Regions from separate parts of the Mus musculus genome. Here regions 1, 2 and 4 are each linked to region 3. The links are chromatin loops, found by intact Hi-C in ENCODE. Cell type or tissue: heart. All regions are shown on one strand. Each heading gives the region's core, and the rest is flanking DNA. Links, peaks and the distances in the headings are about the cores only.

Region 1 (6,157 bases), core at 720-5,719, 130 kb after region 3:
CCAGACGGCCGCCCAGCTGAACCTGCTCCAGCGCTTCTCCCTACTTCGTCTTACGGCCATCATGGAGAAGTACTCTATGTCCAACAAGCACGGCTGGACCTGGTACGTAACATGTCTGCAGGGGGTCATGTGTTCAGAGCTAAGTGTGCGCAGTTGCAAAAGACCGCCAGTGTTTATATTTTGGTGTCTGGAGAACGGAGCACTGTCTGAACTACCCTCTCCTGGAAACTATGGAGCCTTCTGCTTGTCATCTGCCCTCTGGGCAGCAGGGGAGGGGAGTGGGGGAGCTGATGAAGCACACAGGAAACATGGCTTTATTTGTAGCTCTCAGCTGGTTTCCAGGGAAGGGAGTCAGGTTCTGAGAAAGAAACGAGGCCAGTAATGAGTGATAAATTGTGTGAACAGGGGAATCAGAAATAAACCTGCCATAAAATATTGCTGGCAGTTTGTAAAGAAACATCTGTCACTTGTACCTTGTGGCCTGGCACAGAATGCACCCTGACAGCATCGACTCACTGATTCTTCAAGTACATTTGTGCTTTCATTGGCGAGTAAAGATGAGATTACGCAGTACAATCTTTGGAATTAAGGGCCCGATAGAGTCAACATTGTATGCCGACCTATTTTGGATAAATGATTGTGTGGTTTGAAAAACGTAAAGTGTTGTGTCATATGATATGTGTAGAAGAATTAATGTTGTGTTTATAAAAATGTTTTCAAAGGTTATAAATTGTACGGTCAAATCAATATATGTAAGTGTGTTAAAACTCCCTTTAAAATGTAGATCTGGCTCTAGAAAACTAAAGACACAGCCAAGAAAATCTGGCTCAACACCCCCACACGCCAACCTCAACCAAATTTGTTCTTCCTCTGGTAAATCTTGCATAGATTTTGTTATTCCCTCCCCCAACTGGGGTGTTTTAAGTGTTCGCTACACAAGAGCTGTTTCAATCATAATTAAATTGAAAACTTGCCCACCACCCCCAACTTGAAAACAGAGAGCCACAAAGACAGTTTTCCAACGTGAATCATGGTGTTTAACAGAAATGACACGTAGGCAAGGGCCACATCTAGAGTGCCACAGACTATGAATGATGTAGGAAAGGTTGAATTCTGCCTTTGCCTCTGAAGTGTTCCAACAGGAGCTTGGCCTCCCTCTCGCTTGCTTCCACAGCCTGTCTGCACAGAGCGCCCCAGGGGCCTTGCATGACCTGGTTTCTGTGAATTCCAGGTCCGTTCCAAAGTTCATGAAGAGGATCAAAGCTCCTGACTACCGAGACAAGGCTGTCTTCGGTGTTCCGCTCATAGTCCACGTTCAGAGAACAGGACAGCCCCTGCCTCAGAGCATCCAACAAGCACTGAGGTATCTACGTAGCAACTGTCTGGATCAGGTAGAGTGGTAAATCCCAAACACGGGCTTGGGGTGAGGGGATGGCAGACTGAGTCGGGCCTGTCTGGTACAAGGCCTAGCCAACCAAGCATAAACAAGCACAGCACAGAGATCTTTAAGGACACAATTTAATGTGGCCCAGATACGTCCCTGTCTAGCTTTTGATGATGTTCCTCCTTAGCTAGTTGAGTGACACCCTGGTTGGTCAAAGGAAATTGCTGTTGATACTTTGTATCTGTAATGTCTAACTTACACTTCCTTGAAATCTGGAAGTAAGCAATTGGTGGCTCTGTATTTTAAATTATTATTCCAGTGCTACTATTCACTCCACAGCGTTATTTTATCAGTTACATTGTTTTGGGGGGAAAATGAATTTAGTTCTATTTCTCCCCTTATTAATTTCTCAAAGCAGCACAACATGCCAAACAGACTTGTTCACATTTTTTTTAATTCACATGTAAAATGTAAAAGGTCCGTCAGCTAACCCACAGAGCCCCTGGCCTCAGAGCTGACAGGGAAGCTCGAGGGAAGGAAACACTCAGATCACTGTGTACCTCCAGGATGGTTTGAGAACCATCATGATGGTAGGCTCTGTGCGAATGAGATCCATCCCATAATATACACAGCTCCTCCCTATTACCAACCATTCCTTTCTTCTGTGCTCTGTCCCAAAATAAGGACCACACTCTCACTCCACAGACTGCCCCCTGGCACAGCCGCGTTTCCAGCTTTTGTTCAGCACACTAGTTGGGGGGGGGGGGGCAACACATCGGTCTTCTCAGTTGTGTTTGTTGATTTGCCCTTGTCTGTGGGCTCAATGGGCCAGAAGGGGCTAAGCTCCATGAACTCAGAGATCTCGGCTCCTGACACTTGCAGAGATATCAAAACACAGCAGGTACTTAAATCACGATGACCCCTCCATGAACTGAGCGCCATTCCCAGGTGTCTTTGGTTAAACCTGGCTAGTGACCTCCTTTGACCTTTATTATCTAGAGAATATACAGATACACATTTTCTTCATATTTTCATGGCTACAGGGCTACTATTTTGGATATTTGGGTAGATGGCTGATTTTGTTTTCTACATAAAACATCTGGCATTTATTGTAGCATTTTGGTAGGGTAAGTCAATGAATCTGGTTGCTGACATGTAATTACTTTCAGTTGCAATTGTACCATGAATACACATACGTATATAAGAATTAGCCTTTTATAGGTGTTTTACTGAGAGACCAGGTCACCAGCAGTAACGGAGAAGACTCGTTTCAGACAGCTATGCTAAATCCTGTTCTCTTGGCCTCGATGTCTCTCACACACACCCAAGGGAGGCAGCATCGACACCCTGGTCCCCACAGGGAACCAGCATCTCCTACAACTAACTTCACTTCTCACAGTTAGAAGGGCTTTTCGTCATTGGTGTGATGCTGACCCTCTGTAGCCCTCATTAATAAACCCACTGTCAAGATCCTGTTGATGACATTGGCCACTGTGTCATGTAGCGCCCTTTCTGTGAGAATGAGAGGAAGAACCCCCCTTGCCCCTGGCTTTGGTCCTTGAGAACCATGTTTCTTTTGGCCCGCTGGCCTGTGTTTTGTATCGCAGACTCCAAGTTCATCTAACTGGGTGTGTTTTCCTCTCTGTAGTGCCTGCTTGAAAGCTCAAAGCCAAATGCATATTCCACTATAGGAAATGTAGATACCTCTTCGGGGCACAAATTCCTTAGTTGTGGCCCTCTTCCCAACTTATTAATCCTTTTTAATTTTTATTTGTTGTTGTAATTTCCCTTTCTGGTCTCTTTCAACTAACCTTTTATAGATCACTACAAGTCTTATTCTTTCTTGAACTAGTTTGGATATAAATAAGTGAATTGCAGTGCCCCTGGATAGAAAACACCACCCCACGCCATGGATTCATAGTGATGTCTGTACTTAAATCACTCCTCTGATTGGTCTCATCTCCCTTCTGCAGCCAAAACTGTAGACATGAAGTCCTAGGAAGAGAAGGGAGTGGACATACCGACCCTCTTCAGCCCCATTAGACTATCTTCTTCCCTGTATCAGTCTCAAAGAGTTCCGTGGTGGGAAAAATGTGTGCAGAGCTCTGTAGGAAAAGGTCCCTGACAGGGACATAGATACTGACAAGCCATATAGCCCGACTGGGGAAGCACTGGTGCTTCTCTTGCGTCATTAAAAAAAAAAGAAGCAGAAACAGCTGTGGGCTGTCCAAAGGAACATAGCTACTGCCTTGTGTATGGCCTTCCCTTTGCATGTCACGTATAGGGGAGTACACAGACAGTGCCTCCGTGTGGCAAAGAGGTGACAGAAGAGCGGGCAACAAGAAAACTAGAGAAGCAGGAAGCCAGGAGAATCGGTAGTGGGGGAAGACTACCCTAGAGATCTACAGCAAACACAAACTAAAGACAAAGAACAGGAGGCGGGGCTAGGAAGGGGAAGGAGGCAGGGCCAGGAAGGGGAAGGGAAACAGAAGTCCTTTCTCTGCCCTGGGTATCCCATTGGAATTGAAATTCACTTCTGCACAGGGCCTTGCACTCTCAACCCAGGATTGTGGGAGACCAGGAATACCACCACCCCCACACATCCTTCCTGTAAGCCACATTCCATGGGAACCATCTTCCAAGACTTCCATGAAGCTCTGACATTGAGCAGAGTGGGAGGTGGGGGTCCCTTCCCTGAAGGCTAAACACTCGAACATCAGCACTCATCAGAAGGCTGTCAAAGCCAGCCAGCAGCACAGAACCCTAAAACATTGCCAGCACTCACTTCCCACACTCCCCAGCATACTGCAGTTTATGTATGAAGAAGTACAGCATATCCATTTTCACCCTCGCAGATGGCTGCAGATGAAGTGAAGAGGTTTAGCCTTCAATTGCCAGCCATTTGTATTCGACATGGTGGCTTGTGAGACCAGCCTTGCTTTGTTGTGTGAGCTTTCACATCTGTCTTAAATCACCCACGCACCGCCGCAGCTCAGGTTATCTCTGGCTACTGATAAATACGAAGCTCCTGCAGTGAAAGGCTAAACCAACACCGCGCACGCGCAGAATCGCTGCCCATAGCACACACTACTTTATGACTCTTGCTTTCTGAATAAAGCCAACCTTTCTTCATTAGCTGAGGCCCATTTCTAAAGAAGAGGAAATGGAAGTCTTGATAAACATCATTAAGCCCTGCAAGGATTAGCATAAACAGGATGCCAGGGAGGAGATTTAATACTATTTAGATGAAATTTGAATTCTAATGCAGCACTCTCGCCCAGCCACTCCTTATAATGGAGCCGCAAGATTTAAAAGCCTAATAATTCTGGGAAGACACTTCATTTCCAGGGGAAGAGTTCTGTAACCTGCCGCCTGCACATCACCTTGTCGGCTGACTACCTGAGACAGGATGAAGGATGATCTGGAACCTTCCACAGAAACTGCTATTTGAGCCCAGGCTTTTAGGTAGCTGGGGATCGAAAACAAAAGGGAAAAAGGGGTGGAAGTAACCCAAAGGAGCACTTGAAACTCAACCTTTGGTCATTCGGCGGGGAGCTCGCAGGCAAGAGAGGTGCTCCTGCAGGGGGCGCTCCTGCAGAGGGTTCTTCATGGCTAAGCACCTTGTGCCTCCTGAGGAGAGCAGTGGAGATTGTAAAGAGCAGGCCTGCGGTGTAAATTCTGGGACCCAGTATAAAATCAAAGAGTACGATTTCTTGTTCATTTCTACTTTCATTTTTCAAAAGGGTTTAGTCATTTTTATCTTAAGTGCATGAGTGTTTTGCCTGCAAGTGTGTCTGTGCGCCACAGTGCATGTCCGGTGTCCACACAGGCCAGAAGAGGGCATCAGAGTCCCTCTAGAACTGGAATTACTGAAGGCCATGAGCTCCCATGTGGGTGCTGGGAGCTGAACCCAGGCACTCTGCAAGCTCCAGCCAGTCCTCATTCATATACGTGTGAGACTCTCAACTCTGACAACAGAGCATTAAACAGACTGAAAGACCCAGGTTACCTCTCAACCACAATGAGTATCAGAACAAACAAAACACTTTCTGTTCTTAGAACAAAGTATCTTAGGTCCAACATGCAAATGTACTGGAAGCTTTGCTACAAAGAAATGGCTATTGGCAATTAGTGTCTTTCACAGTTCAGAGATGGCCTCTCTTAGACTCCACACTACTACATCTTTAGAACTATTGTCTTACTGTGCCCAGTCACTGCTGACTGCCACTTCAGAAACCCAATCCTAAACCGGTCAGGGGTTCCCCACTTCATTCATGGAGAAGCAGCTAAGAGTCAGACAACAGAAACTCCTAAGTTTGTTTGTTCATCACCTCGCTGCTGTCCCTTGGAAGACTGCGTTTCTTGGGCCATTCTTAGGTTCTGTACCTAGAATCTGGTCTGGTTTTTTTAAATCATTTTGTATTTACCAAGCTTAGGAAAGCCCTTTCCTTCTAGGCTTCCAATACAGTCCACAGAACCCAGAGCTGTTTCCCACCTCTCCTGGAAGGTGAGGGTAGAACAGGAGGTTTCTGTCAGAATGAAGCAGAATGAATAGTTTCCCAATGACCCGGCCTGACCCCCTGCAGGCGGCTCAGTCAGAAGGCTCAGAGCCTGCAGCTAGAAAGCCCCAGATAGATTTGAAATAATAAAGATCACAGTGTTTTCCAAAAGAAGAAACTTGAGATCTGAACAATTCAAAGAAGGCGCCCATCCAGGATGTACACATGTACAGACTCACAAAGAGCCACAGGACACAGTGGGCCAACGGAGTGG
Region 2 (6,157 bases), core at 704-5,703, 140 kb after region 3:
CTAATACTGAGTTCCGGTTGCCTCCTCCTTTTCTAAAGTAGCTCCGTTGTGGCTGTGTCACTTCCTTTGCTGCTGTCAGATGACTAGATTACAGGACTGGGTGGATCATGGAGATCTTAATCTTACCAGCCTGTAGGATCAAGATAGAAGATGGGGAGGGATCAGAGACAAGCCTGTAACCTGGTGGCCCCACGATCAGGGGTGAGGGACACCAGAAGGGAAAGGAGAGATGGAGGTGATGCAGACACAGAGAGATCACTGTTCAGTCGGGAAAGCATGCCGACTGTGAGCATCGCCACCCACACACCGGGTATTCACAAAGGCAAATCTGGGGGTATCTCCCAGGAACAAAGAGAGACGCAGGAGCCACAGCAGTGTCATGTATAACAGAAAGCATGGCTTAAAGGTGAGCATAGCTGCCACCCAAAGCAAACAGAATCCAGAGTAAATTTATCTCCAGAGAAGACAAGGGAGCACGTGATGAGAAGAGAGAGAGATAGCACATGCACGTGGCCAGCGACTTCAAGATTAGCAGCCAGAGCAAACCCTGAAGCTGTGTTAGATAATATATATACACAGGAATTGTCTTCCCTACAGAGCAGCTTTTACAAGCAGTTCAAGGGTAGGTGGTGAACTTACATCATTGGTTATACTGGCTTCAGCATAAGCAAAACAAACAAACAAACAAAAAAGCAGCTTCACTATCATCCAGACAAAAAAATGTTCTCTGGAAAACCCAGTCTTTGCCAGTATGTGATAGACAGGCAATAAGTAGTTATGCCTACCTAGAAATCTGGATTTTCTGGCCTTCTGCAAAGCACTCAGAAGGGCGAGGAGAGCCCAGATGCAGGCAGAAGGTTACACTACTGAGAGCCAGGGCAATTCTTTTCTATCATACACCTCTACCAGTAATAAATGTCCGAGTGTCTCTTTCTAATACATTGAAGACACAGTGATATACTCAGAAACAGTGTGCACATTATAAAACACAGTTGACAGTTCAAGGAATTATCATAAGCACACTGCCCCAAGACTCAGGAGTGCAACCAGCCTTACATACATACACACAGTGCTCCCAGGTGTGGCTTTTGAAGGAAGACAGCCATATTCATCACAGTGAGCCCCTATCTGCATCTTTGAATCAAACCCACATGATCATGAAACAGACAAAGCCAGGGGCACAGCACAATGCTGTCCCTCAGTCCTAATTCGTTGCGATTTTTTTTTCCATTTTCTACCTCACGAGCTATTTGCCTAGAGCCTATATAATCAATGCCCATCACCCCCAACAGAGTCACTCTCAGGGAGGTTGAGACCCCATTCACTCCCCACCGCTATAAGGGACCAGGTTCCTTTTTCACAAGCACAACTCAAAGCTCCTGACCCTAAGATTATCAAGCAGGTGACACTGAGTGACCACTCAGAGTCAAAACAGCACATTCTCCCAACTGAGCCCTCCTGACTTGTAGGGATAGGAAGGATCTACCAGGCTCACCACTGAGGCACTAGCTCCCTAGGGGTGGCCAAGGACAAACAGCTCACCACTGCTCATTGTACCAGGAAAGCAACATGGCCTGGGGCTCTACTATTGTGGGAAAAGGCCAGGTCTTTGTCTTTTTACCCAGTGGCTTTCACAGCTGTGTCCCACCCGGCCATGGCCATCCCTAAGGTGCTACCCAAGCTGCCTGACGGTCAAAGAGGGTGAGCAAGAGAGAGGTCAGGCTGACAGAGCCCCGATAGATGGCCAACTCCCACCAAAATGGACAGTCTTAACATAGAAGAGCCAGGTGACACTCAGAGTGTGAGGAGCCAGAGCAGCCACTTTGCTCTAAGTACCTCCAGGACACTCAGATGGGTTCTGGAGTTTGATGAGGTTCAAGTTCCAACTCTGTTGATGGTTCTGAGTGTCTTCGGTCTGGAAGAGGAGAGCATGCATCCTTCCTCACTGACTCTTCCCCCTAACAACCTGGTGCCCACTTCTCTTCAGATGTCCCCAAAGAGCAGCGGCTGCAGGCCGTGCAGGCAGCCATCCTGCTGCTGGCCGACGAGAACCGGGAGGCCCTGCAGACTCTCCTGTGCTTCCTGCATGACGTAGTAAACTTGGTGGACGAGAATCAGATGACGCCCATGAATCTGGCCGTGTGCCTGGCCCCCTCCCTCTTTCACCTAAACTTACTGAAGAAAGAAAGCTCCCCAAAGTGAGTGTTCCTTGTCCTGGGCATCGTTCCCAAACCAGGTCTCCCCAAGATCCATTTTCCTAACAAGTAAAATTAAATGGAAGTGTCCTCGTGCTAGAATTCAGATAGAAGATTATCAGGACTTATTGTGGGAGCAGAGTGAGGAACCCTCATCCCTGGGCTGGGCTCATAGCACTACTAATGTCATCCTAAAGTAGATCAGTTGAGATCCAGTAAGCCCAAGAAGTTTTGTTCTATTTTATTTGAGTGGGAAGAAGGAGTAAAATACTTGAAAAGGTATTTTACGATCGTTGGTCTTTAAAGGCTATATTTAAACAACAGAGCACGTGAGCCTGCAGTTGGGTGGTTTCAAACTGGAGAAAAACCTAATAACTTTCCACCTACAGCTCTTCCTGTCTTTGTTCTTTTCCATGGCTTTCGGTTGTGAGCTGTCAGCCTGCCAACCTGCCTTGGAGCATCTAAAAGATGTGTGGTCATTGGTTTTATTTGGAACCGAGAAAGCCTGGGGTCTGGGCAGCATCTGGGGATAAATGGCAAACAGATGGGACGATCTGGGTATCCCAACACACTCTCTGGCTGGTGATCTGCTCAGCACATTCATATTCAATTACAGAGTCATCCAGAAGAAATACGCCACTGGGAAGCCAGATCAGAAGGACCTCAATGAAAATCTAGCTGCGGCTCAGGGGCTGGCCCACATGATCACGGAATGCAACCGACTCTTTGAGGTGAGGTCTTGGAACCAGGGGCAGGCTGGGAAGCAGAGGATGCTTGTCTCTTTGCTCTTCGCTTTATGATGACAGTGTGTACCATACCTCCGGTCTCCACTCCCAGGAGTTATAAAGTGCTAGCTGTACAGGAAGGCTTTGACAGTCACATGGTCTTGGGGCTTACAATTATGAAAGATTTTTTTTTTGTGCAGAAATCATCAGATTTAAGGCCAGTTGGTCAATTGCGATACATTTTATTTTTATGTCAAACTTGATTAGGGTCTTCCTTTGTCTCTGTGTCTGTCTGTCTGTCTGTCTCTGTCTCTCTCTGTGTCTCTGTCTCTCCCTCTCTCTCCCTCCCTCTCTCTCTCTCTCTCTGTGTGTGTGTGTGTGTGTGTGTGTGTGTGTGTGTGTGTGACTAAGCAATCCTTGTCCCTAGAATCAATGACAGCCGATCAATACAGCCACACTTGCATTGATGAGGCAAGTGAATAAGACGCCTGGCACACTCTCTGTGGCAACATTGGCAATCGTCAATGGAGAAACTGTACTGAAAACTGTGAAGCCACTTCTGAGTCATAGCTGAGTTTTCCTTCAATGTGTCAATATGTACGAATGAGTGAAGTTGTCTGAACCCACTCTTGCCAGATATTATAAAAAGAAACGGAACACGTGACCAGGAACACATCCCAGTGTTTTGGATAAACATGGGCTCAGAGTCACCCTTGTGTTGCCTGGCTTAGCTTTAGGAAGGTCCCTCCTGGCCTCGGGTCTTGACGGTGGCTGAGGCAACTTTGATCCCTCGGTTACTCTCAGCATTTCTCAGCTCACCGCTTTGCTCTTTCATGCATCCACTGGCCCAGGTTCCACACGAGATGGTGGCCCAGTCTCGGGACTCCTACTTAGAGGCTGAAATCCATGTGCCCAGCCTGGAAGACTTGGGAGCACAGCTGGCGGAGAGCGGGGCAACTTTTCACACGTACTTGGAGCATCTAGTCCAAGGCCTCCAGAAAGAGGCTAAGGAGAAATTCAAGGGATGGGTCACATGTTCCAGCCCTGACAACACAGACCTTGCTTTCAAAAAGGTAAGGTTCCCTCTGCTGCAGAAAGTGTGCTGAACTGTGGGACACGACACCAGATGCCATTCAAAAGCCCTGTTGGAAAGCCACCAACAGCAGTCCCACCAGAGTTCAGGGGGCTTCTGGATCCCCGTCAGGTCTGTGCTCCTGTGAGATGCCGGGAAAATCAGTACCCAGCATTTTTCACTTGTGAAATGAACACTCTAAGAGTGCCTGGCAGAGAAGAGCCACGTAAAAGTCACGTGGGTTAGAGCATGTCTGCCTCACACCACTCGAGGAGCGTGCTTGTGTTTCGATTCTTTTTTTTTTTTTTTTCTTATCAGCTTGAGGACTCAAGTATTTGCGTTTTTGACTATGGGTACAGCATCACCCATTCACTTTATACAGATAGTGATGGTTTGGAATGCCCAGCATAGGAGGTAGGTCTGGGTAGCCCCCGTAGCCTCTTCAGCTCCTGCCCGTGTCTTTGCCAAGGTGGGCGATGGGCACCCGCTGAAGCTGTGGAAAGCATCTGTGGAGGTGGAGGCACCACCCTCCGTGGTGCTGAACCGTGTGCTGAGAGAACGTCACCTGTGGGATGAGGACTTTGTGCAGTGGAAGGTGGTGGAAAGATTGGACAAACAAACGGAAATCTACCAGTACGTGCTAAACAGCATGGTTCCACATCCCTCCAGAGACTTCCTGGTGCTCAGGTAAGCCGGACCCTGGGGTGTATGAAGTCCTGCTCCAAAGGCATGATGGGAGTTGCCAATGCAAACACTTCTCCCAGCCTGCCGTGGGGCTTTATGCCCAATCCTCTCTGATGTTGCCTTATTTATGCCTGACCTCTGGCACCTTCACCCAATTTATAGCTCTCTGATGGCCTCTCTCCTCAAGGTGCACAGTTGATTAGGTTTTGAATATCACTCATTTCCTCAGAGCAGAGGCACCAGAATAGTGGCTGTCTGTCCCGTTTGTCAACCAAAATATGCAAAAGACCGACTGGTTTTTGTCTTTCACCCTGGAGACGAAAGCAGGTTCTCATCTAGACCTTGGAGATGGGAGGGCATGTGACCTCACTAGTTCACAAGTAATTGCCATGCACAGGAACCCCAGCTCAGCCCTGAGAGGACAAGTGTATGAAGACACTGGACATTTCATTAGAATTCAGTCGCGGCCAAACCTCCTGAGCCCTGTGTCTGCCATTGAAATGCTGTTTCTGGTGGGTTTCAGGGTTAGTCACAGGCCCCCTACCTTCTGACCTTGGAGGGGGGTGCTCAGCCAATCACAAAAAGTTTGCACAGCAGAAATTCACTATTTCACCAGCAAGAGCAGGGGTTGGGTAGAGTTCAGAACATGAACAAATTGTAATTAGAACAATATATCCCTTTTATTAAAAACACAAGTAAACAGTCTCTTCCCAGATCAGCTGTGTAAGAGGATTTGCCTGGGAAATCCCCAGATGTGTATTTGAAATAGTCGCCTTATGAAGTGAGTTTTGAGGGCAAACCAGAGGTGACTTCATGAGTCCTTGATGCCTTTGGTTTGGATCCTTGGGACCTTAAGTTTTAAGTATCTGTTTCTCCTAAATATCCGTGTGTATCCCAGAAACCTTGTCCTGGTAGAGAATATAAGCCGTTAACTGGGGGGTCGCCTATGGCCAGTTATTAGGACATTGCTCATCTTGTGGCATTAAAATTTAATTGCCTAACTCAACAAGTAGAAAAAGAAAGTTGTTGTCCAGGGTGGAAGCTGTGGAGACAGGGGAGCCCCTCCCTGCAGGGAATTCTCTTCATTCCGTCTCCACAACCATCCTACTAGCTAGCTATTTACCCAAGCTACTCATAGCTTCTGACTCTGAGGAGGCTGTGGGTGGACACAACAGGCCCATCTTGGTCTCCTCTCCAGTTTAGATTTCTGAGAGAGAGGGGAGAGAGGGGGAGAGAAGGGGGGGGGGAAGGAGGAGGAGGAGGAGGAAGAAGAAGAAGAAGACTAAGAAGAGTGTGTATGCATGCCTGCACACGTATGCAGAGGTCAGTCTTGGTTGTTGTTCTTTAAGAGCCACCTATGTCATTATATTTGAGACAGGGTCTCTCTCTGAGACCCAGGTAGGCTAAGGTGACTGGCTAGAAATCTCCGGGGAACATCCCGCCTTCACCTCTCCAGTGTTGAGATTACAAGTATGCACCAT
Region 3 (6,157 bases), core at 510-5,509:
GGAGTGGTGACCCACTAGAAGAAATCATTCCACCCCGCTCTGGTTGGGTGAAGAGGTGAGTTTAAAGGGTCCTCATAGGTCCTTGGGTAAGAGGTTACTTAAAGGAGCACACAGCCTCATCATTGAGAAGCCCAACCCAGCTTGGGAGACTCGCCATGCTACATCTGTACAGCTCTCTGCAGGACCTTCAGGCAGCTCTGCCCATCCCAGTGGGAGGGTGTGTTTCCCCCTCCATTATTGCTGCTGAGATAACCTTGGTGGGCTTTAAGAATCTGTATGCTTCTGAATTTTCCGGGCCTCATAAATTCAGTTTACTTCTGAAGTCTTAGAAGCACCCTTAGTTCCCTCTGTGAGGGAATATTTCAATTCAGTGGAAACAGCCGCATCAGTATGGTCACAGAGACCAGGCTGTGTGAGCACCTGCTGCTTCCCTTTGAGCTGAGTCTAGCGTTCAGCCATCACTCCTAAGAGGCCGGATGGATCAGTCAAGCTTGGAGACACACAGTGACTTCCCTGCTTATGACCTGGGCCGTTACTTCACCCCTATGGGTCTCTATATCCTTTGTCATAAACTATGGTACTTCACGAATTGATAAGCAGGAACAGTAAGTGGCAGAGGCCTAGCATGTAGGTGCCCAACACTCTTGGTCCCTTGCCTCCCTTAGTCCTTGTCCTTGATTCTTCACTCACTTGCTCACCAGAGCAGAGTGGCAGGTCTCTCCAAGATACACAGGGTGGCAGACAAGCCCAGAGAGGTCAGCAGCAGCTTTAAACAGAACACAACCGTCCACCTCTGTTGGAATTTTCCCATGGGGACTGTGTGATCAAAGCAACTCGTGCACAAAAGTTTCACAGCAATGGCAATATCTTACCGTAAAACCAATTCTCAATGGTATCACCCATCTACCTTAAATAAGCTGCTCTAGAAATATAAGACGGCAAAAACACATGGCAGGAAGTTGATTGGTGGCAGATACTGCCTGGGCTCTAACATAAGACCTTAGGGTGTTGCATATGGCATGGAGGAGACTCCGCTCTTATCCTTGGATGCTCTTTTTTTTAAAAACAAAACAAAGCAAACAAACAAACAAAGCTGACTTTTGAGAGGCCAGGTTTTGTTCTAGATTATATTAGTCAAGGATTTAACCCCTCCCCCAATTCCATTTTTGTTCTTTATTGCCTGTCTATGCAACTTTGTGTTTTCCTGTTAATGTTAAATAATACATAGTTACAATCTTGATGCTTTCAGAGTAAGATATTCTAGGCTTTTTCAAAACACATTCCTCATTCTACAAACAAGGAGACAAGGGGCAATATTGTCGCATTTTTTTTTCCAGTTACTATAGAGCTTCTGAGAATCATTCCATTTATTTTAAAAATGTAGCCAAGAGAGCAATGAATTACAATCTTGGCAGCTGTGATGTCCAGCCTTTAAGGGTTACTCATAGCTATAAAGTGACTACACACTATTTCCTGCCTTACTTAGGGTCTTGAAACACAGTTTCTCGTTTTCCTTTTCTTCCTCCACCCATCTTCCATTCCCCCATAGTGAGAAGATGATAACTTCTCACATCTGACTTAATCACCACCACCACCACCCCCAATCGGTGTTGAGCTGTCAAGCTTTTTCCTACATGCCCAAAGTAGGGTCTCAGTGCCAATGTAGCCAATGCTGGTTCTGTCAGCTTGGCTAATGGCATCTGATACTGTGTTACAAAGTTTAACCTTTCCACTGTTCAGTCAGAGGCTTTTGACCTATCAAGCCTTACATACATGCCTCGTACCTTCTACAAATCTATGGGAGAACAAACTCTTCAGATCCCAATAAGAACACAAAGCCCATGATCCGATCCTGTAACATTGTCTCTCTTTATGCCTGAAAACTATCTTGCCTCTTTTTTTATAGTCATCAAATGAGGCTCGTTCACTGTGACGACGAGAGAAAATTATAAAAATCAGGCCAGCAAAGATTTCCACAGGGAAAGGCACTAATTGTTGATGAGCAGAGTGAAGCAATGAGAAGCAAGATCTTAACTGGAGTCGTGTTAAACTTTTTTAAGAATTTCTTTGTTTTATGTGTATGCCTATGTGCCTGAATGCATGTGTGTGTACCACCCACAGACACCAGAGAAGGTTGTCTGGTCCCTGGAACTAGAACCATAGGCACTTATGAACTGCTGTTTGGGTGCTGGGAACCCAACCAAGTACTGTGGGAGTGTAGCCAGCGTTCTTAGCCACTGAACCCTCTCTCTGCCTCCCAATTAAACTTTCTGCTGAAAGTGTCTAGTTATAAGCTAGGTCGTTTCATTTTAAGTCAGTCAAAAGTAAGACCAACCTCTGTGTGTGTGTGTGTGTGTGTGTGTGTGTGTGTGTGTGTGTGAACTCTATTCATTCAGCTCCAGGCTTAGAATTCAGTAAAGTTTCTTCTACCTTTTGTGGTGGTTGTTGTTGTTGTTGTTTGCATCAAACACTTCTAAAGAGGAAAAAACTGGAGAGGAGAAATTCTGACTGCTCTCATATGGTTCCTCAGCTATGGTTAAACTGACTAGCAGTTTCTTTCCCGGCACACTCTGGCTCTCCCCTGTATGCATGTGGACACAGAACTCTCCTGCAGAAAGAGCTCTCCCCAGCTTCTCCTGTCAGGACTCCCAGACTCTTGTTTCTGTTGTTGTTTGGTTTGGGTATTTTGGTTCTGTTTTTTAAAACCAGTCTCTCTGGTTATTTCTCTCAGAAATAATGTTCCGCTAGCCCTGTGGTAGACTTCTCTCTTGTTTTCTTCTTAAATTGAGACCGTTTCACATCTGACTACTTACTATAAGCCTTTATAAGCACTTACTAGAAGTTTCCACTATATTCCCATGGATCAGCAGCTTATACTGGGTCTTTGCAAGGCCACCTGCATCCTGTGTAGTGATTCCTGGCAGCGGCTTCAATATGACTAGCGCTTTGCAGTTGTTTAGTGGTGTTTAAAAACTGGGGGAAGTAGACAAATTAAAGGAGCGTGGCAGGGAGTTCAGGTTGTCTCTTTGGGTCTTTTCTGTAAAAGCCTTTGATGTCCCCATCCCATGTTGGTCCACAGGGTCTTTATTGACCTTTAGTGTCAAAATATGATCCAAAAGTTTGTTTTTCTTTGGAAACGTTTTATCTAATTAATTCCGTTGTAATGAGGCTAGTATTTTATACCCAGCGGCCCATACTTAACTTGAAATGGTGTGTTTCAAATACACAGCTGCAGGTAGCACAGCTATCTTTTTCTTTCTTTTCTTTTCTTTTTTCTTTTTTTCTTTCTTTTTTTTTTTTTTTTTTCAAATTAAACCTAGTTGCTGCTGGCTTTAGGAAAGCCAAAAACTCTTTCTCTAACTTTCATGACCTCAAAAGGTTCCTATGCCAGGGCTTGTTCGACCTCTCCTGTCTTCTGTGTCCCTCTCCTCTTTCAGCTCTGGGGTTGGGGGGCTTAGTCAGCCCCAGGCGCTTCCAATTCTCTATCAGCTTTAAGCGCAGCTTGAAGGAACTCCTCAGCTGCTGGTACAGCCTCGCGGTCGCGTTCGGCCGGGACACGCCCAATACTTTCTCCTTGTCCTATGATTGGCTCACGAGGTCACATGAGAGCCCCGAAGGGTTGGAATTCTGACTTGTGGCTTTTGGCACTCCTTTTTCTTTTTTAAAAATCGCTGGGTCTGTGGCTCTCTCCTGGGGCTCCATTGACTGAGGCTGGAGACAGCTGCGAAGAGCCACCGGCAGCTGAGGTGGCAGTGGAAACTCTCCCGAGATGTTCAGCCAGGTGCCCAGGACGCCGGCTGCAGGCTGCTACTATCTAAACCCCTTGACACCTGAGAGCCAGGAGATGTACTTGCGATTTGATCAGACTGCCAGACGCTCTCCCTACAGGATGAGCCGGATCCTAGCACGCCATCACCTAGTGACTAAAATCCAGCAAGGTGAGTTGCGGGCACTGCCAAGGTGCCGCTTATTTCTGTTGGCTCTGTCTTGTGCTGCTTACAAAGTTATTGTTTGCGCTGTACACCGCACGGATTCTTATGCCACGCTGCGTGGAACTCTTTCAGATAACTTTAGACTTCGGTTCTAAGCAGTCTGTCACAGCACCGAGCGCCTCATAACTAACGAAAATATCCCCAGTAGAACGTGAATCATGAATTCCTAATCCTCTGTGTGTCAACAGAGCAAATGAGAAAGGTTTACTCAGTGTGTGTCTTGGGGAGCTTTTCTGCAGGTAAACTCATACTGTGGTCATATTTAAAAGTGGACACTTGTTTGTTTAATTAGTGAGAGAGCTGGCGACTAATGGCCCAGCGTTTATAGTACATCTTCATTGAAGGAAAACAGTAAGAATCTAAGCTTAAGGCCATTGGACTGACAACTTGAATTACAGTCTCTTCCTGTCAGTGTGCTTGTGTGCATAGTCACCACTGATTTGTTGACACCGTTTTCTTGCTAAAGGATAAATGTGACTCTTCACCTCAAAACAGAGCCTATGACTACACACACTTAGGAGCACTGGTTTCCTAAGGCAGGTTGACAGTACTGATTACAGGCTGCTAAGTGATCCTTTTCTATTCTCAAGGGAAAACATTAAAAACTCTTGTACCTCAAACATTAATAAAACTCATGGATTTTTTTTTTAAGGCTTAAAGCTTATGACATGCCCTGTGTGGTACAAATTTGAAGATACCCATTTAAGAGACAGACACATCCATCCACAGTCAGTAAATAGTCACCTAGCTCTTAACTACAAACCTAACTAAACTATTACATTGGCCCTACCAGGAATTTTCAAGAGCTATTATGAAAATACCGTTCCCAGTTAGATAAATGAATTTGAGATTATATTGAATTTTAGAGGGGAAGTTAAAGTCTGTAATCTTAAAAGATCTCACTGTAATGTCTCCAAAAGGAACAATACACATTCTAGCAGCGACATTTAATGAGATTGTTTCCTTGGAAATGGGCATTTGTTTGCGAAGGTTCAGGAACTGGCTATGTGTGAAGGATACTGGCGCGGCATACCAGTATGATTGCAGGAAGGATATTAAGTCACTCCATGAACTCTGTGTGCAAGTCTCACTTGAATGGAAACAAAAGTATTCCCTGTGGCTCGATTTAAAAATACATTCAGTTGAGAATAAGAACCAGCTCCATCTTCTATTGAGAAACTACTTACAATGGGAGTGTATTGGGCATTAGGTATATAATCCTATGGACACTGGAAGTTTCCAATCTTCTTTATATGTATTGTTAGTCATTGACATGTTCCTTTGGGATAATGGTTGTTTTGGGTGAATTACCATTCTTGGTGAAAGTGGGTCATTCTTATATATGGACACCGTATTTCTGTGTTTTATTTTTTTCATACTTAGAAAATGTGAGGAGGTTCCTTGGTTTTTTTTTTTGTTTGTTTGTTTGTTTTTGTTTTTGTTTTTTTTGGTTGTTTGTTTTGTTTTTAATGGGGTAATGGAATGATTGGAGCCAATGAATTCCTAAACATTAAAAGCTACAGGTAGGAAACAGGAAAGAATCCTACCTCTAGTGATCCAGAACTCATGATGGGTGAATATCGCACAATGTTTAGTGAGCAGGTACAAAGTGATTTTATTGGATATACTATATTGATAGGTTGGTGTGGTCTCACAGCCCAGGATGCTAAAATTTGCAACATATCAGGCTGTGAGAATTATGAATGCTAATTTATTTTTCTCTCAGAAAAAGTGCTTATAGTTAGGTGCCGCTTTAGATCCATTGTAAAGATGAGAAAACAGAGGCAGATCCCTATAGGAGGACTGGCATTTGAACACAAATCCTGAAACTTGTGCTCTTCACCGAACTGTACTGTGTTTGGGCTTTTATAATGAATGCTAGATAAAACGCTGGCCCTCTAGTAGGCTTGGGGTTCTATAATATACCAAAGACATGTAAGTACGGAGAGCAAGCACCCCATTAGAGTCCCAGTTGGCTCCTCCTCCTCTGATTTCCAGTCAGGTTTTATTTCTATAGTGGGAGCAGTGTACTGTGAGCTTTGGTATGTTTGGATGGTTAGTACCCAGTCGTACAGAACACCTAGTTAAGTTACTAATAATCTTTCATTATCCAACTAAAGAAAAGTGCATATAAAGTTAATGTAAGCTCGATATTTGTAAATCAG
Region 4 (6,157 bases), core at 412-5,411, 130 kb after region 3:
TCTTCAAAACTCTACCTTTGGGAGCACTTCAGATGTGGGGTACAAGAGGGTGAGCCATGTTCACTCTATGCCTCTGACTATGAAAATGAGCTCTGGTATCACTTCGGAGTTTACATAGCCTCATCACATATAATCGAATTTAGATCTATTTGCGAACTACTTTATACGTGTGTTCTGTTACCTTCCATATTGTGACGGAGAAAACTCATTCCTACATCAGTTTTCCCAGCTTAAGATCCCGGGGAATGGCCTTATGCCATCTTTGTGTATTAAAAGCATAAATTCTCTGTCTTTTCACATGATGCTTAAATCAGGCATGACCTTGAGGCAATGCCTCCAGAGGTAGGGCCCTCAGTTGCCCTCAGGGTTTTGACCATGCCTAAGTGCAGCTATCCATTTCAACTTACTACCCAGACCCTCATAGCAGCATCCAGCACCAGCCACCTTCTTCACAACAGCACACTCACAGTTCTTAATCTGTTGTCTTGTTGAAATGCTTTGTTTAGCTTTGAGCTACTGGCCTTTAGCTCTGGGAACTGGCTGTACTACCAGCTCCCTCCCAGCTTCCCTTGAATCCAAGGATAAAAGACACACAGGTTGTTCCTTTTGAACTTGCCTTCTTGGCACCATTGCAAGGCACTACTATATCCTGCCTGGAAATGGGTGCCCTTATCAATACTCTTAGCTCCATACCTCCCACCTGCCCTAAACTTCAGTGGCTAGTCCCACCTAGCCCCTGACCACCCACCTGTAGTAGCGGCCACAGGCCCCAGCTCCTCCTGAGAAGTCCCACCTGTACCTTCAGCCCAGCAATTGGCCCATGGCATCTTTACTGACAGATCAAGAACCAATTGGAGAACAGGACCTTAACATCAGCACTGCCCCCTACACTAAACCATTCCACCTGGAGAATAAAGTCAATTTGAGGGGTCTCTTTTCTCTATAAACACACTCAGCTCTCTAGATCTCCATTTGACATCTCTATATAAACATAGACTACTTTTTTCAAGTCCAGAAAGAGCAGCCAATGAAATCTGATAGTCTCTTAAGACTCGGTTAAAGAGGAGTCTTCAATGTACCTGATAGTTTACTTCATCCAAAGCATGTGAAGAAAACTTACAACTTGCACTCTAAAACAATTTGGGGAGGGGTTATTTTGGGGGGGGCAGATTTTTCACATTCTAGGTCAGGACCACATGCCGCATTGTTGAACAAATTTGTGGATTCACATGCAACATTTTTTTGAGATGACTTGACTAAAGGAAATGAAAGGTTGAATATTCTTTAACCAAAGTGATGATTGTACCAGCAGTGATTTGTATTGATCTATCTCTTTAACCTTGGTATTTGCATTAATTTAATGTATATGTTATATATGTGTGTGTGTGTGTGTAATAAATGTATATTTTGTAATAATGTATTATCTATATTATATGGGGATGAGTACAAAATCTGAGTATGAAAACTAACTGATATTTCATTAACATCTTGCGCATGTGACCTCAAGGTAATTGTGTACATATTTAGTGTGCTTGCTTATTTGCTTGCTTTCTTGCTTGCATGGGGTTTTTGTTTGTTTGCTCATTTAAAAAAAAAAAAAAACCTACAACCCATTATTGAAGACCAAGTATGAAATGTTTACCTAATGTACCATGTCAGTGCTCAGAGTGCTTGGACTTTAGAGCATTTTAGAATTGAATTATTTGGATTAGGGATGGCTAGTCTAGACAAACAGGAGGGAACGAGGGTGGTTATTCAACATGATGGGTTATGTGGTACTGTAGTGTGGTTGCGTCGTCTCTGTTGTGTGTGTGTGGGGGGGGGGGGGGGATCCTGTTTCACCCTGACTCACCATCAGTAGTTTGAAAGATGCAGCATGGAGTGAGTGCTTTGGATTGTTTTCTGCACTGGGTTTGAAAGAACAATGGCTACAGTTTTCTTTGTCCATGGCATAGCTCTCTCTCTTTCTTTCTTTCTTTCTTTTTTTTCTTTCTTTCTCCCTCTCTCTCTCTTTCTTTCTTTCTTTTTTTCTTTCTTTCTCCCTCTCTCTCTCTTTCTTTCTTTCCTTCTTTCTTCTTTCCTTTTTTTTTTTTTTAATTGTCTTGGTTTTGTGTGCTTGCTTTGGATCAAAGAACTTAGTTACTGCAGAATGCCCTTCTACTGTTCCTCTTTCTCAAGGAGTCTGCCATCTTGTCGGATGACTTGGTTGAGTCGTGACTATTTTCCTGCCAGCTAAGGCCAGTGTAATGAGCTCTTTGAACCTCCCTGAAGAGACCAGCTCTCTGGCTCCAGTCTTCAGAGCCTGTCTTGGCATCCTTCCTTAATCTAAATAAAGGAGACTCTATCCAACTTTTATGTGGGTTTCTCGTGTTAGGAATGGGGTGGGAGGGTGAGTAGTTGGAACCAATGTTAAGTATTACAGTTTCTATTTTTAAACATCTATATTTTCTCTAGAGGTAGTAGCTTCAAGCGCCCAAAAATATTTTGTGAAATCCCAGTAAGTTCAGCCTGAGATGGTGCCTTATGTATCTGTGGTGCCTTATGTTGCGACAGTTCCCAGATGTTTAGTTGTTGTTGTTGTTTGGTTTGGTTTGGTTTGGTTTTATGATAAAAATCATGAGAGGAACTAGTAAGTATCAGAAAGTCTACTTTGAGTTATCCTAGCTCCATGCTCAGTTTTAATTTTTCAAGTTATTCCTCCAAGACTTCACACAAATTTGTCTTTTAAAAATCAAAGCTAAATCTTCCCACTGAGATGGAAGCAACGTGCTGTTCTTGTAAGTTTCTTCTACCTTATGCTTCAGTATTCCAATTGAGGCCAACTTAGATAGAGCCTAGCTTTGGACAGATTAAGCCTCTGTGAGAAGAATCGTGTGTGTGTGTGTGTGTGTGTGTGTGTGTGTGTGTGTGTGTGTTTGTTTTGAGAAGTTAGGGGAGCTGAAGTTAGGATGCTAGATGAGTAAAAAGCTAAACAATGGAATAAACACTGAAAAGAACAAACCCTGCTGCTAAATGAGCAACCTTATTAATTCCCTGAGGAAAACCTATGAGTCAGACCTATTTTTAGTCTGACTTCCTAGGTAATGGAAAGTCACTGCACAGGGTGTCGGGGCACTTGTGATACCACTGTCATTCAGAGCCTGGGCTTATAACCAGATTCCAAAGGAAGATAAGTTCAACTAACAATAAAATGAACAACAAAAATTAAACAATTCTTAAGGGTGTGGTACTGGGGAGGATTTAACTCTGAGCAAGATGAATAAACACAAGTCCTGTTCCCAACAGTGGGTAGTGTTAAGCCAAGAAAATGGATCATACTGTGAGAAGCTAGATGAGGAACCTTCTAGAGATCAGGATCCTAGACAGATTTTTCCTGTAATACATCCAGAGAGAAGTGCTGAGGGCCCACACTAAGGAAATCAGAGCGAAGACACAAACCTGGAAATTGATTTGTAAAACAGTTCCATGTTGGAATTTGATTTGGAAAACAGTTCCATGTTGGGTCTTCGTGATGATCAAGGTAAGGAGGGGTGGAGGCTGATGCTCCAGTTCACTTGGGGAAGTAAATAATTTCTGGGCCCAAGGGATATACAAAAACACACACACACACACCATTAGCCTCAGGGAACGCAGATGTCTCTGTGTCACAGGCTGCAAATTCCATCGAAGAAAACAGGTAGGTCAGTGTGTGACACACAGAGTGTAAGACTTTGCAACATACCCCCACCCCTACCCCCCAGCTGGAAGGTGTGTGCGTCCAGAGGCACTCTGACACAGGCTCGTTAAACACAAGGAGCCTGGTCTCCAGAGCAGGCTGTACTCTCTTCAAGTGCACTCTCTAGACTGGTGCAGACCTTACTGCTTTTCAGAGGTCAGCCCGTGATTTCGCTGTTAACACATACAGAGTATAAATGACAAGAGTCAAGATTCTTAGAGACTAAGGTAAGGAGTGTTAACTTTGAGGTGTAATGAGGCCGAGGTTCAGAGAAAGAGAACTGTAAATGGTGGTCCTTGAACTCGGCAGAGATATGTTTTGTGAGGAAGAATTGTCCTGTATTGGTGGGGACAAATTGCTTTGGAAAGGATGCTGTCTCCACTGGCCAGTCAGATGGTGTTTAATGCCCTTTGTAAGCAGTCAGAGAAAATACCTTAGAAGCAAAGGATTGAGAAAATTATGTATACATTAGCTAAATATTAATATATATATAAATGCCTTAGAAACAAAAGATTGAGGAAAAAATTATATGCATATATTTAATGAAATATTAAAATATACATTATATATAAATACCTTAGAAACAAAAGATTGGGAAAATTGTATATGCATACATTTAATTAAATTTTAAAATATATATTATATATAGATGACTTAGAAACAAAGGATTGGGGAAAATTTATATATTTAATTAAATATTAAAATATATATTATATATATATGCCTTAGAAACAAAGAAAGGATTGGGAAAAATTATATGTATATTTACTTAAATATTAATATGTATAGTGCCTTAAAAACAAAGAAGGAATTGAAAAATTATATAAAATATATATGATATATACCATATATATGTGTGTGTGTGTGTGTGTGTGTGTGTGTTGTGTGTGTATGGTCCCCCCATATGGTATATATTATATAATGTTATATAATATATAATAGTTACACATACACTCACATATATATATTCATATATGTATTTCATTCATATATATGTTACATATATATACACACACGCATGATATATATGTATGATATATATATATGAATGAAAGTCTGGTAAATGAGAAGAACAGAGGAGGGAAAGATGGTAGAGGCTCACACTTGCCAGTGTGACTGGGAAGACAGGGAACAAAATGGAAGCACCATGTAGCCATGATCTATGGATGTAAACGTTCGTTTTCCTTACATTTTACAGGGTGACGACTCAGATGAGGAAGACCTGTGCATCAGCAACAAATGGACTTTCCAGAGAACCAGCCGCAGATGGTCCCGTGTGGATGACCTGCATACGCTGTTCCCCGTGGCAGACAGAAACGGGTCCCCAGGAGGCCCTAGGATGAGAAACACAGCCAGCAGTGAGAGCGTGCTCACGGATCTGAGTGAGCCAGAGGTCTGCTCTATTCACAGCGAAAGCAGTGGGGGCAGTGACAGCCGCAGCCAATCAGGGCATCATTCTGCTGACAGTACGCATGCGCTGGAGGCCACCCTGGTCAGTAGCAGCCTCCCACAGTCTACCCGAGAGGGTCTCAACCAGTCTTTTCACCCCAAGAATGAGAAACCCACCAGGACCAGGGCCAAGTCCTTTCTGAAACGCATGGATACCCTGAGAGTGAAGGGTGCACTTGGGAGGCATAAGGGGCCAGGGCGGACAGGAGGCCTGGTCATCAGTAGGCCTGTGCTGCAGCAGGAACCGGAGTCCTTTAAGACCATGCAGTGCGTCCAGATACCCAACGGAGATCTGCAGACCTCACCTCCAGCTGCCTGCAGGAAAGGCCTCCCATGCTCCAGTAAGTCAAGTGGTGAGAGCAGCCCCCTGGAGAACAGCAGCACAGTGAGCACTCCGTGCATGAAGGAACGCAAGTGCCACCACGAGGCCAACAAGCGCGGTGGCATGTACCTGGAGGACCTGGATGTGCTGGCAGGGACGGCATTACCAGATACGTCAGACCAAAACCACATGCATGGGTTTCACTCCCAAGAAAACTTGGTGGTCCACATTCCCAAGGATCACAAACCAGGAACGTTCCCCAAGGCACTTTCTATAGAAAGCCTCTCACCCACAGACAACAGCAATGGGGTTAACTGGAGGACCGGGAGTATCTCCCTGGGTAGGCAACAGGGCCCTGGCATGAGGGAACCCAGACTCATGTCTTCCTGCCACAGGGCCAGCCGTGTCAGTATCTATGACAATGTCCCCAGCTCGCACCTGTATGCCAGCACAGGAGATCTGTTGGACCTGGAGAAAGACGGCCTCCTTCCACAGCTGGATGACATCCTACAGCATGTCAATGGCATACAAGAGGTAGTGGATGACTGGTCAAAAAACATCTTACCCGAACTGCAAAGTCACAGCACATTGGCAGGGGATCCTGGTCTGTCCCCATTCCCATCTCCCAATCAGGTCACTTTAGATTTTGAAGGCAACTCTGTCTCAGAAGG

What was found. Hi-C counts contacts between places; a loop is a spot of excess contacts. Peaks named below come from ENCODE experiments on the same cell type or tissue, not always from the same donor. Only the 100,000 strongest peaks of a DNase experiment are listed, where the experiment ranks them.
Region 1: a loop joins it to region 3, with 1.9 times the contacts of the local background. A loop is called at or near these places in 5 of 42 quality-filtered maps.
Region 2: a loop joins it to region 3, with 2.0 times the contacts of the local background. A loop is called at or near these places in 4 of 42 quality-filtered maps.
Region 4: a loop joins it to region 3, with 2.4 times the contacts of the local background. A loop is called at or near these places in 4 of 42 quality-filtered maps.

What each region holds. Positions count from the first base shown.
Region 1 is chr5:151,054,693-151,060,849 of GRCm38, reverse strand. Stard13 (StAR-related lipid transfer (START) domain containing 13) reads left to right here. Exons shown (of 14, transcript NM_146258.2): 6 at 1-102; 7 at 1,232-1,391. Among named protein-coding and RNA genes, the nearest start is that of Kl, 110 kb to the right of the region's middle. In heart, for the core only: CTCF peaks have their summits at 3,691 and 4,975 (motif pointing right); DNase peaks (open chromatin) are centred at 2,929 and 3,819; H3K4me3 peaks cover 389 bases; H3K27ac peaks cover 1,226 bases.
Region 2 is chr5:151,043,633-151,049,789 of GRCm38, reverse strand. It overlaps Stard13 (StAR-related lipid transfer (START) domain containing 13), which reads left to right. Exons shown (of 14, transcript NM_146258.2): 9 at 1,988-2,198; 10 at 2,812-2,926; 11 at 3,772-3,993; 12 at 4,462-4,679. Among named protein-coding and RNA genes, the nearest start is that of Kl, 94 kb to the right of the region's middle. In heart, for the core only: no CTCF peak of the experiment used is centred there; DNase peaks (open chromatin) are centred at 2,109 and 2,649.
Region 3 is chr5:151,187,707-151,193,863 of GRCm38, reverse strand. Stard13 (StAR-related lipid transfer (START) domain containing 13) reads left to right here and starts at 3,671. Exons shown (of 14, transcript NM_146258.2): 1 at 3,671-3,938. The coding sequence starts at 3,770. In heart, for the core only: no CTCF peak of the experiment used is centred there; DNase peaks (open chromatin) are centred at 2,933, 3,573 and 5,003; H3K4me3 peaks cover 1,346 bases; H3K27ac peaks cover 775 bases; H3K27me3 peaks cover 333 bases.
Region 4 is chr5:151,062,413-151,068,569 of GRCm38, reverse strand. Stard13 (StAR-related lipid transfer (START) domain containing 13) reads left to right here. Exons shown (of 14, transcript NM_146258.2): 5 at 4,914-6,157. Among named protein-coding and RNA genes, the nearest start is that of Kl, 110 kb to the right of the region's middle. In heart, for the core only: no CTCF peak of the experiment used is centred there; a DNase peak (open chromatin) is centred at 3,109; H3K27ac peaks cover 793 bases.